2 separate regions of the Homo sapiens genome follow, and region 1 is linked to region 2. A link is a loop called in an ENCODE intact Hi-C map of the cell type or tissue named here. Cell type or tissue: B cell. All regions are shown on one strand.

What was found. Hi-C counts contacts between places; a loop is a spot of excess contacts. Peaks named below come from ENCODE experiments on the same cell type or tissue, not always from the same donor. Only the 100,000 strongest peaks of a DNase experiment are listed, where the experiment ranks them.
Region 1: a loop joins it to region 2, with 14 times the contacts of the local background. A loop is called at or near these places in 12 of 110 quality-filtered maps.

The regions. Positions count from the first base shown.
Region 1 is chr11:128,190,198-128,198,197 of GRCh38, reverse strand. No RefSeq gene overlaps it. Among named protein-coding and RNA genes, the nearest start is that of LINC02098, 15 kb to the left of the region's middle. In B cell, a CTCF peak has its summit at 3,070; a DNase peak (open chromatin) is centred at 2,927.
Region 2 is chr11:128,626,492-128,634,491 of GRCh38, reverse strand. No RefSeq gene overlaps it. Among named protein-coding and RNA genes, the nearest start is that of ETS1, 43 kb to the right of the region's middle. RefSeq lists an enhancer at 6,009-6,218. In B cell, CTCF peaks have their summits at 2,167 and 3,934 (motif pointing right); DNase peaks (open chromatin) are centred at 2,201, 3,941, 4,711, 6,316 and 1 weaker place; H3K4me3 peaks cover 2,805 bases; H3K27ac peaks cover 5,231 bases.

The DNA of each region.
Region 1 (8,000 bases), 440 kb after region 2:
GTATTTATAACTTTCAGGTAATCAGAGCTAAAAAAGCATAATACAATCAAATCAGTTTTTAACATATAGATAGTACCTCTTATTTTTGTTATAGTTTCCAATAAAATCTCCCAGTAGCACAAATTATTGATAGTAAAATCATTGATTAGTGACAGTAGATAAATAACTCGTAATTTTCATCTGACAGCTATTTGATACAACCATGCAGGAATATCATTTTATCATAAGAATATCAAATTATTTGACATATTAATAGTAATATAACATAGTCATATAATAATATAATAGGATTAATTTATCACAATACACTTATGTCTTATAATACATAATGCCAAATGACTTTATGGTAGTAGGGCATCCATTTCACTGATGACTCTCATCCTCCATCTAATTTATGTCTTAGAACAAAAAGAATGCTAATCATCCTTGGGTAGAGTAATTGATTAAGTACTGATTGAGTTTCACTGAAGGCTAACTTATTTTTTAAGGCCCCTAAATATGATGGTGCTATAGGGAGTGCTATTGAAGTGACTTACTGTCCAACAATCAAGAATAAGCATAATTACTGAACCCTCTCCCCCCAATAGCTTTATGATTTTGGAGAAGACAGAAGATGAAGTAGGGAAATATCTCTGGAACAGCATTTATTAAAAGTGAACTTTAGAGATCATTTGCATCTGGATTATCCGTAGGGTATCTCAGAATACCCTACGGATATCTCGCAGAATCTGAGACTGAGATGTAGACTCCATCTTTGGGCATGGCTTGGATCTGTACTTTTCACAAGCTACTTAGGAGACTCTTTGGTACATTAATATTTGAGAATTTCTGACCTAGAAAGTCATGAAATTGGGGAAAACAGGTTTATTAAGCCTGTAATTCATTAATACTGTGAAATGCTTCCTGGAACCACTAGCATTGATTAGTAAACACAAACACCATGGGGCTGCCAATATCTAACTGAAGATCTAATAGGGAAGGTAAGAATGGTACCATTTCTATTAGCACTATTACACCCTCTACCAGTCCCATTTGGTAAATGCTGTCCAGAAAACTCAAATCCTGGGGAAAGTAGGCATTATTACATTTAATCTCACTTCTTAAAATCACTGGGCAAAGTAATTTGGAATTAGTTATACTCTGGAGTGCAGATCTCTTTATTTGGTTCTTATGTTTTTGAAGTCCAATATTCAGATAGATTCCTTTTTCCACCCTCTCCCTATAAAGAATTCAAATCCTAAAGAAATGTGGAACACATTTCTTCCCAGCCTAATGAAAAACAGAATCTTTTACAAATTGTGAATCCACATGTGGGAACTCAGGAGTTTGTATACCGATGTGTGTGAATGTATGATTGTGCAAAGAATTAGACTCCGTTGCGAACACCATCTCAACAGTTCTGCTCACCAAGATCCCTAAGGCCTTACTTAACATTGCATTTTTAATTTACATTACCATTAAAACCTTTTATTGTGTTGTTTAATTCAAGAAGGTCGCTGAATCCATCAAAGTTTCTCATAGATTGACACATGCTCTGGCAATCCATGGAAGTGTCCTTCATGAAGGTTTTCATTACTTTGTGTTTCTGTTATTATCTGCAGACATCTTTCTGTAGTCTGTGATACATTAGGAGTTCAAAAAGAGAAGGTGGCTGCAAGTGTGCTTTACAGTTTGACCAGATGTGTAGCCAGTGTCATGAAATACATCCAATTATACTATAAATAGAGGGCAGAGGCTTACTATTTACCACTTGGTGATTAATAAAATGTGCAGAATGCTGAGACATATCTCACTCCCTATTACTCAATTACTATAACCACTCTTCTTCCAGAAAAAGACAAGTCTTGCAGATGTTAGAGAATGGATTTCATAATGGAAGTCTCTTTAAAATAGCCTGAAAAAAATGGAGCTTAGATTGCAAACCAGAAGAGGCTGGATTTTTCCTCTTTTTTTCCAAAAGTAATAAAACTGCAGACAATAAAGATATTCAAATAAATAAAACAAATCTCTGATTTCACTAAATATTCTCTAAAACTGAAGGTAGAAACCTACACATACATTGTGAAAAATTTGCTCTTGCAATTGGGCTACAGAATGTCCTATAAAATTTACAGCAAAAAATATATTAATCTGTAGTTGTTAAGAAAATTACCTGTCTTATGTGAAAAGTTTTCTATTTTCTTTCTCCCTGTGGTTTCAGGTTTAGACAGTAAGGACGTTTCTCTATTTGAATTTCATGTAGGCTCATATCCAGTAGAAGGTGAATCATGTCTCATATCATGTGGGAGAGCTAGTAAGTTAATTAAAGTGGTTAAGAACTTGGAGAGGGCAAGAAAAAATAATATATATATATATTTTTTATATACAATATATTTATTTTAAATATATACATATATATATATAAATGTAAATATACATATATTTATCTGATAGATACTGGAAATTAAAAATCCAGAGAAATATATGTTGCATTTTTGGGTGGCTGAATGAATGTATACACTTTGTTGATGAAGTGCTTTCCACTGTAAACTTTAAGCCAGGCACTAACCATTTGCCTGCTCCCACACTGAGACCCAGGGCAGGCACGTAAACAGAAGTACAAACTTCCCAGAACAAAATTCCTGCTGAGGATGCAGGGATTATTTATCTAAATTCAAAATAAATCCAGAGTCTATGTTTGTCTAACAGCCTGGACAGACATTCACCCATTCTCTGCTCCCTCACCACCTCAGTTTTTTTTTTTTTTTTCCTGGTAGAATTAAATATTGTCATTTTCTGAACATGATGATTGATGCTTGGGTGTTTCTTTCCTGTGGCTGGCCTTGGCTGTACCGATCTCTCACTTCCCCAGCTGTTTCCTATGTAACTGTTACATAAGATTACTCTTGCCTCTGCTCACTCCTTTACTGCGGGAACCGTTGTGGTTCAGTTGCGTCCAAATGCATTTCAGGGCAAGGCAGTATAATAGAAGCAGGAAGAGATGGCTTTTTGAATTGGTGTACAGCAAAGCCAAGTGGAAAGTAAAGAAATTACATAACAGATTTGAAATATGTTGAGCGATATTTTGGAAAATTATGAACTGGGGAAGACTTTGTGCTTATCTCTATTGAATTTCCACTACCATTGACTTCAAGTGTTGTTTAGACATCGCTGATATTTAAAGATGATATATCTGAGTGCAAAGACTACTGTGATAAATTCATTGATTTACAGCCACTTTCTGTTAGCTATTTAATTATACCTTCCCACTTCTTTTGTGTATTTCTTTATCATATAGGACATTTCTGAGCACTTGGATATAGTCACTTGCAGTTGGGGCTCTGTCTAAGATCTGACATGCTTTAAGAGTTGATGATGGATGAGGGAAAAGATGTTTGTTGAACCTTTCATATGTTTCTGGAAATAAACAACAAAACAGAACAAAATAGATGGGCAAGAAGAGAAGAGACAGAGGGAAGAAGAGGAAAAGAAGAGAAGGGAAGGGAGGAAGGAAGGAAAGAAAGGAAGGAAGAGCGGGAGGGAGGGAGGAAGAAAGGAACTGTGTCAATATACTTATGGAGAAAGTTTCCAGAAATAACCACCATATGTGGCTACATGAACCACCCCTGGGACTATTGCCATTTGGTTAAAAAATGAATATGTTACTTGAGTAAGGGACACAGTCTCAAGTTCTGATTCAATAAATTGGCATTAGGGTGAAAAATACCTATTAACTTATGTTGCTGCCTTCTCTTTAAAAACAAAACAAACAAAACATAACAAAACAAATGATCCTGTAGTATTGACCTTTGGGGCTCAGTACAACCAGATTTCAAAATATCTCAAGCTTGAAGGCTCCCACCATTTCCCTCAGAGACTATTTCATCATCCAACTGATCTAAAACATAAGGAAGTTTTTTCCAGTTATTATTCCCCAAGTTCCTTTTTTTCTAAATGTCATCCTATTATTTACACTATTTCATTGTGCTTTATTTTTATACCTTGGATTTTATAGCCACCAAGGACTGGAAGATGGCTGGTCATTTAACCCTCTTTATGCAACCTTTTGCCAAGAGAACACAAAAGAGTTATTAAGTTGTGCATTATGGAGATTTGTAAAACCTACTCATAAATCAAGAATCCTTGGGGACAGGGATATGATAAAAGGAAAATTGCCTTTTACATTTACTTTTCTTTTTTCGTTTCAAACCCTTCTACCAACTGAGGTGTCTGCCGATGTTCTGATAGATAGAAACACTAGGGTGTGAATGAAAGAGCCATAGCCTGTCAGGGCAGGAAGGAAACCTCCCTAAACACGATCTAAACCAATTCCTTCATCGCCAGGAGCTTCTCACATATTTCTGTCAAGTCATCATTCATACTTCACTAGCAAGGGATATGAATGGAGAAAGATAACTCCATAAAATAAGCAAATTACCAGATACAAAGGCACAGTTCTCATCTTCCATGCGATGGAGCCACATCCCCTGGCCTGAAAGAACAACAGCAACCACAAAACTCAGATGAGGAGTTCTAGAAATTAAATGTCAACCTCATTTAACTCTCATATCATAAAGTGGATTTATCTCCACTTCAAAATCAGAAAATAGGATTAGAGAGTTAATTAATGTGCCCATGTTCTCACAGGCTTTAACTGTTGGAGTCACAGATTGTGATTAGTAAGGAGCTCTGCGACATGTTTCACGGGATCACAACTTGAAGATTACACCTCAAGTTGCAGAACAAATGCCTAATTATCCATCAGACCAGCCACAGAGATAATTTTATTTATTTCTGTGATGAACAGCTAATTCTTACTTCAATATTTACTGAAGACCTACTTTGTGCTTGGCAATTTTTTATTACTGGAGGTACAGTTGTAAATGAGAAGATAAGCATTCTTATGGAACTCACTCTAAATAAAATGAATATATAGGATGCATAGTTTATCAGACAGTTACAAGTACTGTAGAGAAAAAATAGAGTGAGAAAGGGAGGTGAAAAAATAACTAAAGAAATAAACAAATATATTTTTATCAAGCCATTTTATGTGTGGAGGAGAAAAATAGAGCAAAGAAGAGGCCTAGGTGGGGCTGGAGTGTTGAGGGAAGCCTCCTCTCTGGAGAGAGTGTTTAGACCAAGACTTACAGAAGATAAAGAAGGAGAAGGCGAATATCTGTGGGATGAGCCTTGAAGGCTGAGGAAAAACCAAGTGCAAAGCCCCCAAGGTGGGGAATGTCCAGCCTGTCCAAGGAAACACGAGAACTTGTCCCTCTGAGCAAAGTGAACTATGGAGGCTGCAGTGGAGAGTGTATCAGAAAGGACAGCGCATATCCTACTGCTCTTTGTAGGCCCTGGTAAGAACCCTGATTTTAATTCCATGCGAGATGAAAAGGCCTTGGATAGTTTTGAGTAGAATGACATTATCTGGCTTACATTTTAAAAAGATCACTCTGGCTGCCGTTTTGAAAATGACCTGCAGGAGTTCAGGGGTCAAAGAAGGTCAATTAATATTTAATTGCTAATTATTATTTCAACAATAACAATAGACATTTATTGGATAGTTTGATATTTACTTTATACCCATTATCTCATTAATTTTCACAGTCTGAGGGGTGGCTATCATCCTTATCCCCTTTGTGTAATTTCTAGTTGAGGTTTCATGGGATTTTTGTGACAGTTGATTCAACACACATGAGAGTGTGTGTGTATGTGTGTATGTGTCATATTTGACTTGAATATATTTAGTTTTGAAATAATTTTTAATTGACATAATATGAATATATTTGAGATTTTTATGCCAATTCGTACAGTATTTGGAGATGCTTAGAAAAACAGTGATTCTCAACCCTGGGTATACATAAAAATCACTAAAGGCTTTTAAATTGTCCTGCCTTAGAGATTCTGACTTAAGGAGCTGGTGGTGGCCCAGGCATCTGTGCTTTCGAGAGCTTTTCAATATCCATTCAGAATGGAAAAACACATTTAAGCGGACCTCCAATACCTGAAAGGACAAAATATGGAATATCAAAAATATCCCCAAATATTTTGATTTTGAATTACATTATTTTCAAGAAGTAAATGTATTACTGTCAAATTTGTGGACTACCTCTCACATGTTCATCAGGTCATACTGTGTGTATTTTGCAGGTGAGCTTTCTTCTGCCTTCTTCTTTTGCCCCGATTTCTTTAACCTCTTCAAATAAAACTGTGTCTGTTCTTATAAAGTACATTATTTTTAAAGTAAATTAAAAATATAGTACCTGAACACTTGGCAGATAATTCTTAATAAATATTTACCTAACTGCATGAACTCAAATTTTTATGAAAGAATAGGAAATTAAACAATAATTCCACAAATCATCAGGTTTCTATGGAGAGATGTACAGAGATTTCAGACCTAGAAAATATGGGCACTTAAAACCAGGGGTGTAAGAGGAGGGAAGTGATGAGTATGGGAGGAGAATTTTCTCTTTTCCCACAGTCTTTCTTTCAGCCCCGGCTATTTATATAAAGATATTACAGATAGCTACTTCTTGTCAAAGCTGGGGCTCAGGCAACAGCTCAGTGAGGCTAGGGAAGGTCAAGACCATAAAGCCACAAAGAAATAGCCTTAGGGACAAGAGAACTTGTGAGTTTTGTGCAGCGGATCAGAGTCAGGACGGGAATTTCTAGAAATGGGCTAGGATTCTTCAATAAAGGCCCACTGCTGTAACAAATCATGCTAACATTTCAGAAGCTTAATGGAGCAAGATCTACTTCTCGTTCATATTTGTATACAACGTCAGTCCATAATGGTGGAGAAGTGATACTTCGTCCATTGTATCACATTTGTTGAAGTGGGGACTCAGAAGTCCCCCATCTGCTGACTCGATGGACTCCAGGGAGTTGCAGTTCTCCAGATTCTCTTCAATCTGCTAAATCATGAACAAGCAGAGAGCAGATCATGGGATTCCGGGGGCCAGGCCAGAAATTCTGATATATAAGCTTCACCCTTATTCCATTGGTCAAATCTAGGTCACGTAGTGCCACCTCATAGCAAAAGGAAGAAAATGAAAAATGGTAGAATTGTCTGCCACAGGAGTTCAGGGACATGCAACTGAATGGTAATCTTTTTAAAAAGCTATTTGAAATGTGTTATCATTTCAGAAATTTCAAACATTAATATGTCTATTTCAGGAGATCACAGATAACTGATCTTTCAACGTGACATAATCAATTATCACATTTGAACTGAGAAACAGAGTCCACATTTTTTAAACATATTGTAAAAGTATAAAGGCAAAATAAATTTACTCTGTGCTAAATTAGGCAACAGCATTGGCTGCCTGATAGGGGAGATGTGGGAGAACCAGCATCAGCTATCTGGGATGGAGTCAAGTGGAGAGTGGGGTCCAGGGCCAGGAACTGAAATGTGGGGAAAGTGGGACATAAGGGAGTCCTATTGACACCCCTCACTCTGACTTCAAGCCAAGAGGTGAGCATTGGCTCACCAAGAGCCAAGAGACTGAATCAGGAGATGGGTGTTTCACTTTGCCCAGGCTTCAATTGTTGGATGGCGTTGAGGTGAGCAAAGATTCAAGTGGGTCTTTACGGTGCCTTCACATCTTTAGGTGGCCACACTCTCCCTGCTGCTCTGTGGTCTAGATACTGGTTCTCCTGAGTGCCTGAAGCCCTCTCATCCAGGACTGGTTGTGAGCACTGCATACGCCCTTTGATGAGGGTCGGTGGTGAGAAGGAGGGGTTCCAAGGCTGTGTTCTCACCTCTTCTGTGCTAGTGAGAAAACCACAGCTCGCCTGTTCTCAGAAGCTCACATGGACAAACCCTGTACTGGAAGGGACTTTAATATGGTCATGATCCCTTAATATTGTAAGACAGAGAAAATCTTTCAGGGTGTGGTTTCCTGACATTCCCCATAACGAAGAGTCTACAAGCTGTGTGTGTGTGTGTGTGTGTGTGTGTGTGTGTGCACGCGTGCACACGCACGTGCATGCACGTGCGTGAGAGAATTGTAGGAAAC
Region 2 (8,000 bases):
AGGGCAGAGTTTGTATTGCTTTTTTCCACCCTTCATATTCAGAGTAGTGCATTGCAAAAACAATAAATATTTGTCAACTGAATAAATTTCACACACATCCAATGAATTCCCAAGCCTGGCTCAATGCTACAAGTCATTGCTTTTGATCTTACACCTTGAGAAGCAGAATAGGGATAAAACAAATCACACAACCATGCTGACTTAAAAAAAAAAAACTGTAGTTTTTTAAAAACTACAACTTTACAACTAAAATTCATCGTCTTTTAACTCAGCTAGAATTCAGAGCTTCTCACCAACTCTTTCACTTGTTCTAGGTCAGCTTTTTCTTCCATGACCCTTACTACCTAGTTCACACCTCTACCCCCTCACTTCAAGCTTTCTTTTACTATTTCAGTCCCCGTTCTAACAATCTTTTAATTCCCATTTCATGAAAAAAAGTGAGACTATCAGGAATTGTGTTTTCCATGTGTCTACTTGGCTCCTGACACACTTTTAAAAACACTGTTCTGCACCTATACTGACCTCTTAACTCCTAATAAGTGGCCACTCTATCTGTTCCCAGCCTGGCAAGAAGCTTTGAGGCTAAACCCCTTCAGGACATCAGGGAGCCCCATTTTCTGCTCCTTCCCAGAAAGAGAGCTGTCACTGGGCAGCCAGGATTATGACGAAGCCAGGGATGGGGACCCGGGGAGGCGGCCTGTGACCTGACTTGGAGCACCTGCATGGTAACAGGAGCTTTTGAGGCCATCTACTTTCCTTCACTGAGCTTGTGGGAGAAGACAGGGTGTTCACGAGGCTGACATCAGTGATGTTCCAGGCTTCAGGTTATCCCCGGGGATCTGGAGGTAGAGGTTTTCAGGACAATGGTGCTGCTTTCTCGACAAGCAGAGCAACCCTCTGTTTGGTTCTTTTTGCCAAATAGACTTTCACTCCTCTCCCGTGGACCCAGGCTGCCCAGAGCATAGGAGGCAAGGCCCAGAGCCCGGGGAAGCCCCCAGGGCTTATTGCAGGGCCAGAGACTTGCCAGAGCCTGCTGTGGCCAGGCCCCACTTGAGCTGGGACTTGGGCTTCTGATTCCATTGGGTCTCATACAGACCTTTGTTTTATGGATATTTAAAAATCACAGAAATGCTAAAGGTCAGGCCTGGGACCCTTGTGACTTCTTTACTGGCCCAGTGGTCACCTCTTCCATCACAAAGGTCACTGAGTGTGGCTGGGCTGATGTGATTTACCTACCTTAAAAACCTTATGTACTATGAAGGAGAATTTAGTAATGCCTTTTTTCCTAACCTTCTTGTTTTTTTGATTTTTTTTAATCTTCTCCACCCCTGTTTTGTTACAAAACACCTCTGAGTCGGATTCTAGTCTCCCCGGAAGTCCTGGGTGGTAGAGGCTTTTCTTTGTGGTGATTATGGGCTCTCAATTAGAAATTAAGAGAGGCCTCCATAGCCAGCCCCTTTGGTCATAAAGCCATCATCTTGTCCTCTGGAAAGAGGTGATAAATGACACTCAAACAGAAGACTAGCTCTGCGGGAGACCCCGGCCCTGTGACTCTTTCTGTGTCATCTCAACCTCAGGCCAGGTGTGCACATCCCGCAGGAGCTCCAGTCACCCTTGTGAATGATCCTCATTCTCTGAAAACCAAAGAGCCTGCACATGGCTAATAGGACAAGCTGCAACTCCCCCAGAGGACTCACAAGGCCCTTTCTAGCCTGGCTCCCCACTTCCCACCTCATGCCTCTCCTGGTCCCTGGGAGTCCCCACCCCAGGCCTCTGTGCTCTGTACCCTCTTGTCTGCATTGCTCCAGAGCAGCTCAAATAACTCCCCTCTGGGAGAGTCCTCGGTGTGACCCTCTGCCCCACATTATAGGCATGTGCTCTCGGCGCTGTTCTGCAGCTGGCTCTGGGTAGCTGATGGAAAAGGGTCACCACCTGCTCATCCGTGTGCCCAGCAGCTCCCAGCACCATGCCTGATGCCAGATGGGAGCCTGGGAAGAGCTTGCTGAATAATGAAGGGGCCCTAGGTGTGCATGTGAAGGTCTGAGCAGTGCCTGGACTTGTCAGAGGCTAGAGGGGTCTGCCCAGGCCCAGGGTGGGTTTGGGTGTCTGCCTCTTTCCCGGCATCTTTTGGGAGATGCAGCGGTTGGCTGCATTGCACCACCAGTATTTGGGCAGAAGGGGTCTCTGTAGGTGCAGAACACAAGTTCTCAAGGCTGCTACAGTTGAAGGAAGCTACTTTGTAGTTGAATAGATTCAGACTTCTTGAAAACCCAGCTCATGCTCATTAACTGCTATCCTGGGAGGCACTCAGGACCTTTAGTTTCTTGAAAGCAATGCCCCCCTGCATTTGGCCTCCCATTGGAAGATATGTTTCAAGATCCCTCTCCACACAGAAGACAGTTTCTTGCCCCTCTCCTCGCATCCCAAAACTCACCTGTCCTTTTCTTTAAAATATTGTATGCAAAGGAGTTTCTCCTTGTATTTGTTTCTCCTTGCATTTGTAACAGATGTAATTGGGAAGTGATTCCTGAACTAACTTTTTCTCCTATTGTTACAGGTTAATGTCAACAATCAGAATACTAATATAGTAAGAGTTAATTAATTTTTTGGATTCATACATAATTTTTAAGTAATATGCCAACTGTCCAAATACTATGTACTGGTTTTCTTGCCTATTAATTTGATGCTTCCTTTTCATATAATTTTTCCCCATAATGAGATATCACCTTACAATAGTGAGGATGGCTGTTATCAAAAGAACAAAAGATAAAAAGTGTTGGTGAGGATGTGGAGAAATTCGAACTCTGGCGCAGATGGTGGGAATGTAAAATGGTATAGCCGCTATGGAAAACAGTAGGGAGGTTCCTCAAAAAGAGGAAAACAGAACTAATATAGGATCCAGCCATTCCACTTTTAGGTATTTATCCAAAAGAATTGAAATCATGATCTTGGAGAAATATTAACATGCTCATGTTCATTGTAGCACTGTCAAGATGAGCTAAGATGTGGAAACAACCTAAATGTTCATCAATGGGCGAATAAAGAAAATGGGTAGATACAGACAGTGGAATATTACTCGGCCTTAAAAAAAAATGAAAATCGTGCCATATGTGACAACATGGATGGACCTGAAGGACAGTATGCAAAGGGAAATAAGCCAGTCACACGAGCATTAACTGATTTTCCTACATGCAGTAAGCATCCTCTTAGTCATCTCTTCTTACTGATTCCCTGCCTCTATGGTAGCTTTTATTAAGGTGGTCGACCAAGAATGGGAATAATTATGGCTATTATTTGTTGGGCATTTATTCTGTGCCAGTCCAGGGCTATGTGGTTGACATTTCTCTTTCTAGTCCTCACGGTGGTCCCACCTGGTAAGTATGGGCATCAGTGTGACATGTGGCGGTGAGTCCAGGCTCCGGACTGCACCACATGCGTTCAGCCCTGTTTTTTTCAGTTAGCAGCTGTGAAGGCTTCTGACTCACTCCAGGCCCTAGTTTTCTTATTTGTACAAAGTGGGTACTAATAGCACACAAACTAGAGGGTTTTAGCAAGAACTAAATGAGCTAACACATGCTAAACACTTAGGACAAAGCCTGCACATAGTAAGCAATTAAAAAAATCACTTTGTATTCTACATTATACAGAAAGAGAAAGTGAGTTAGAGAGATTAAGTAACTTGTCTGTGCTGGAATTCAATCCAAGGCCTTTGACCTGTTTTATGCCAAAGCTCAATCTCTTCTCAACTATGTGGGAACATGCAGAAATAGCTTGTTGTTGTCAGAACTGGGTTTTGAATGCAGCTATTGGGTTTTGCCACACGCTAACCTGCCTTTGGGCCTAGATGGTGGTTTGTCTTGGCTGGTCGGATACGGAGGGCTGGAGGTTCCTCATTTTATCCTCTTTTACTGTACCCCTCTACGTTGGCCTTCAGGGGGCGCCATTGAGCTGTATTCGCTAGGTTCCAGGAGGAAGGACCTCAGTACAATTTGAAATTACACATGATGAAAAGAAAAACTCAAAGGCCGAAATCCAAACTGCTAAGACTTTTGTCTTTATGAAAAAACAGTTCCTGAAAAACAAAATTCCTCCCCTGGAAGAATGAGAGGACTTTTCAGAAGTCAAGGTTATTGCAATGTTTTTTTTTTTTTTTTTTTCTGTGCTCAACATATCTGTACTTAAAAAAAAAAAACAACAAACAAAAACTATAAAGTTACTTCAAAATAGAACAAAACAAAAAAGCACCAAAGACACTGAAATACAAAAACTTTGGAGACCGGAGATAATTTTCAGAACCTGCAACCTTAACCTTGTCAGGGAAGGTGTTCTAAAACCTGTCTCTCCATCCACAGAATAAAACAAATGTTTAACTCTGGTTAATGCTAACAAGGATCTAACACATCAGAGAGCATGGAAGCCCTGGAAAATAATTGCGACCAATTTTCCTTTGCTGATTTGCCAAATCTGAGGTTCCAGACGGCATGACTTCCCTGGAAGCATTCAACAGGAAAGCCCACCTGTCTCCATGGCCAGCCTTAGCCCACCTGGGGCCTTGCCACACCTACTATCTGACCTCTGGCCTAATCCCAATGCCAGCCTGTGAAGCCAGCTTCTATGTGGAACCAGTGCTCTTGGAGAATTGTCAAAGCCCTATGATGACCCTTTGTCCACAAATGGTGTACAGTCTGATCATTCTTTGTCTCTCTCTCTCCTCTCAGGCATACATTAAGTGTGGGAGAGAGCTATCCTGCTCAAAAGAGAGTGCTCCCCATTCTGACACATCTGGAAATCATCTGGCAAATGTCTTCTGACCGTCTCTGAGTGAAAAAGCCTTCGAGTGCATCAGCCCATTTCAGCTCCACAACTTTCTCTTGTGATCATCCCTGTTTTACAGGATATGGAGGGGTAAGGTGACTTCAGTGTCACCTAGCTCCTGGAGTCGCTATGTCGAGGTTCTGGCTCTTTTGATTTAAGTCCAGGAGTCTATAAATGACCAGATCTTCCACTTTTGCTGAGCAGAACCTGAGGCTGAAGCTAAAATTCACACAGCTTCATCCTTCATTGGCTGTCTCTCCTCACCTTTGCAGGGCTTCCTGGGGCTGTCCTGATAAGAGAACCTTTGCTATGATCCCCTCAAATCCCTCCCTTTGGCAAAATGATTAGGGCCTATCTGATGGAATGTGAGGTACACTCAGAAGTCCCCTCCAATCTCCCGCAGGGTCCCCGATTTTGATCTTAGCCTTCCTGGCTTCATGCTCACCACTACCTGCTGCAGCCCTGGCCAGAATCCTTCCATTCTGTAGAATGCAAACACCTTCAGAAGGGGATGGCTACTTTCATCCCTAAGGTCTTACTGTGATCTGGTTTAGAACTCTTTTCTTTGCGGAAGGGGGAAAACTAGGAGTAGGAAGCAAAAGGAGAAGGGTCAGGAAGTGCTAAGGGGAAGGGATGGGGTGCTGCCTTTCCATGTGGCTGACGGCCGAACTTGGTTCTGGGTGCATGGGTTCTGAAAGCACCCTCGATGACACAAAGTGTGTTTAAATACAGGGTGTCCTGATGTGGGATGCAAAACAACACCCACCCTCTCCCCCGGCCTACCCTCATAAGCCGAATATTAATTTTACACTCCACAAACACTTTGATGGCATCAATGCGGTATAACAGTACATTCTGTTTTCTGCCATGCAGTGTGGGTGATCACTCAGTGCTCTTCGGTAGTGATGAAAGAATCAGACTCCACTGCAGAAAACACCTCATTCTATTCTCAGAAGGTCAGTCATGAGAAATGGAGCTTTCTTTAAAACAGGCTTACAGAAAACAAAAACACGAACTTTTTAGCTTATTAACGAAAAAGCTCTCCATCTGCTTTTTTTTTTGTTGTTGTTAATAAACAGATATAGTTAATAGTTTACGGATTTTAGCTGTGGTTTTTCCTTTTTCGTTTGTTTGTGAAATGTTTTTGCTTTTCAGTTTTAAGAAGAAATTTCACACCTCCCTCTGAATTTCTCATGACTTTGACTGCTGAGCTAAACTTGCCATTCTTGTACCCCGTGCTGTGCTGATAAGAGAATCTTTGCTCTGTAACCCTCAAACACAAATATCTCCCAAATGTGGAGACATTTCAGGATCTCTCCACAAATACAATCTTTAAGACTTACACTTTGGCAAATCTTCAAGCCCCAAACACCTTGCCACTCCATCAGTGGCCCTAATTCAGAGTGTATACCTCTCTGAAGGCCACCGGGGTGTGATCACGTGGGAGACATCTGAGCAATCTCCAGGGTCACTGGGCAACCCCAGACACACACAACCTGCCCAGAGGGGCCTGGTGTATTTCTTTCTCAGGCGGCAGCTGGATTCTAACTTACTGCAAACAGGTCACATTCAGTGACTTGACGCACAGATGGGACATGGCAATGTCAAGCAGCACTCTTTCTTCATCGCTGTCCCTATTTCTTCCCTCAGTGTTTCAGCCAGGGTGGTCCTGATAAGAACTCTGTGGGCAACCAAGTTCAGCTCCTGAGCTCATTTAGGGTAGATGTGGAAGGAGCTAGGTGAGGAAGGAGGAGAGCAGGCTCTGGAAGGGCGTGGCAGCCTCCCTGTCATTCTTTCTCTCTCCTCCCCTTTTCCTCCCTACTGTCCTTACATGAACGGTTTTCCTGGGTTTATCCTCTTCTCCTATAGGTGATAAAATCTCCCCCACCTCTCACAACACCTCCAATAAGGACAAAGGAGGGCTGGCATGCTCCTTCTGGTGGTCATTTGTTGCAGGACACCAGTATAGACTGTCACCCAAGTAGCAAGAAGAGAGGGGTCTCTTTTGATTTCTGGGGCGAGCCTGGCACTGATCTGGCTGGCTTACATGACTCAGCCAGGCTCAAGCTCCCCCGTGTCCCATGGCGGGAGGGTGTTTGCAGCTGTGAGTAGGTCCAGTCACAGTGACCCCAGCAGCGCCAGGTCAGGGTGGGCGGTGGGGCAGCGGGCGGGGGCGGGGGGCCTGGCAAGCCCCAGTTTCTGCTGTTGCATCTGCTGGATTCAAGCCTTGGCAACCAACTCCACCCGCTTAACAACAATTCATGGCATCTCATTACTCTTTCCTTTTCACTTTAGTTAGTAACTGGGTTCAGCCCAGGAAACTCTGGCTTCCAATCCTTGAGTGTTTTGACTTGGGGACCGTAAACTGTCTGATTTCTTGGACAAACATAATCTTGAGGAACTTTTCTCTTTACACAATGGCTAGGCTCTGTGAATGTCATGGCTCCCCATTCAGGCCTTGGTAGATTTTTTTCCCCCTTCCTACAGACGTCAAACTACTTAAAATAAATATTCCCTTTGGTTTTCGGGGCTCTTTCCTTTGGATTACTCACCTTTATCTTGGATTGGACGGCAGCTGGAAGGCAGAGATAGGGTTCATGGTGACTCTTGCACAGAGGCGGAGGAATCGCCTAGGCCAGGGAACCCAACCTAGGATTTAGTTTTTAGTGATTCTGGGGCTCACCTTTGACGTTGAAGATTTCACTGTTTTTGCCATATGGTGCCATTTATCCATGTGTGACTTTCCTATTTGGAGTGACTGCTAATCGTCTCCTTGCTCCAACTTCCCCTCCTCTGTGTCCCCTACCCAGCCACCATAGTTCTTTCCAAAGCAAATATGGTCATGTCTCCCCACCTCCTGCTACTGGGAACCTCTGAGGCCTCAGAGATAAAGTCTCATTTCTCAGTCAGGCAAACCGAGCCCTTCATGGTATGGCCCCTCTTACCTTCCCAGTCTCTTTCCCGCACACTTCCCTAGGCGGCCCCTGCTTCAGCCCCCCTCCAAACGCAGGGTGTTGGCTTATGATGTGTGAGTCCTTCTGCCTAACATTTCTCTTCCTTCCTTGTCAGAGTCCAACTTATCCATAAAGACCCATTTCAGATGGTACTGTGTGAGGCCTTCCTATACAGAAAGCGTCCCTCCATCCTTCCTCTGTGTAATATATATATTAGCAATCACTGCATTA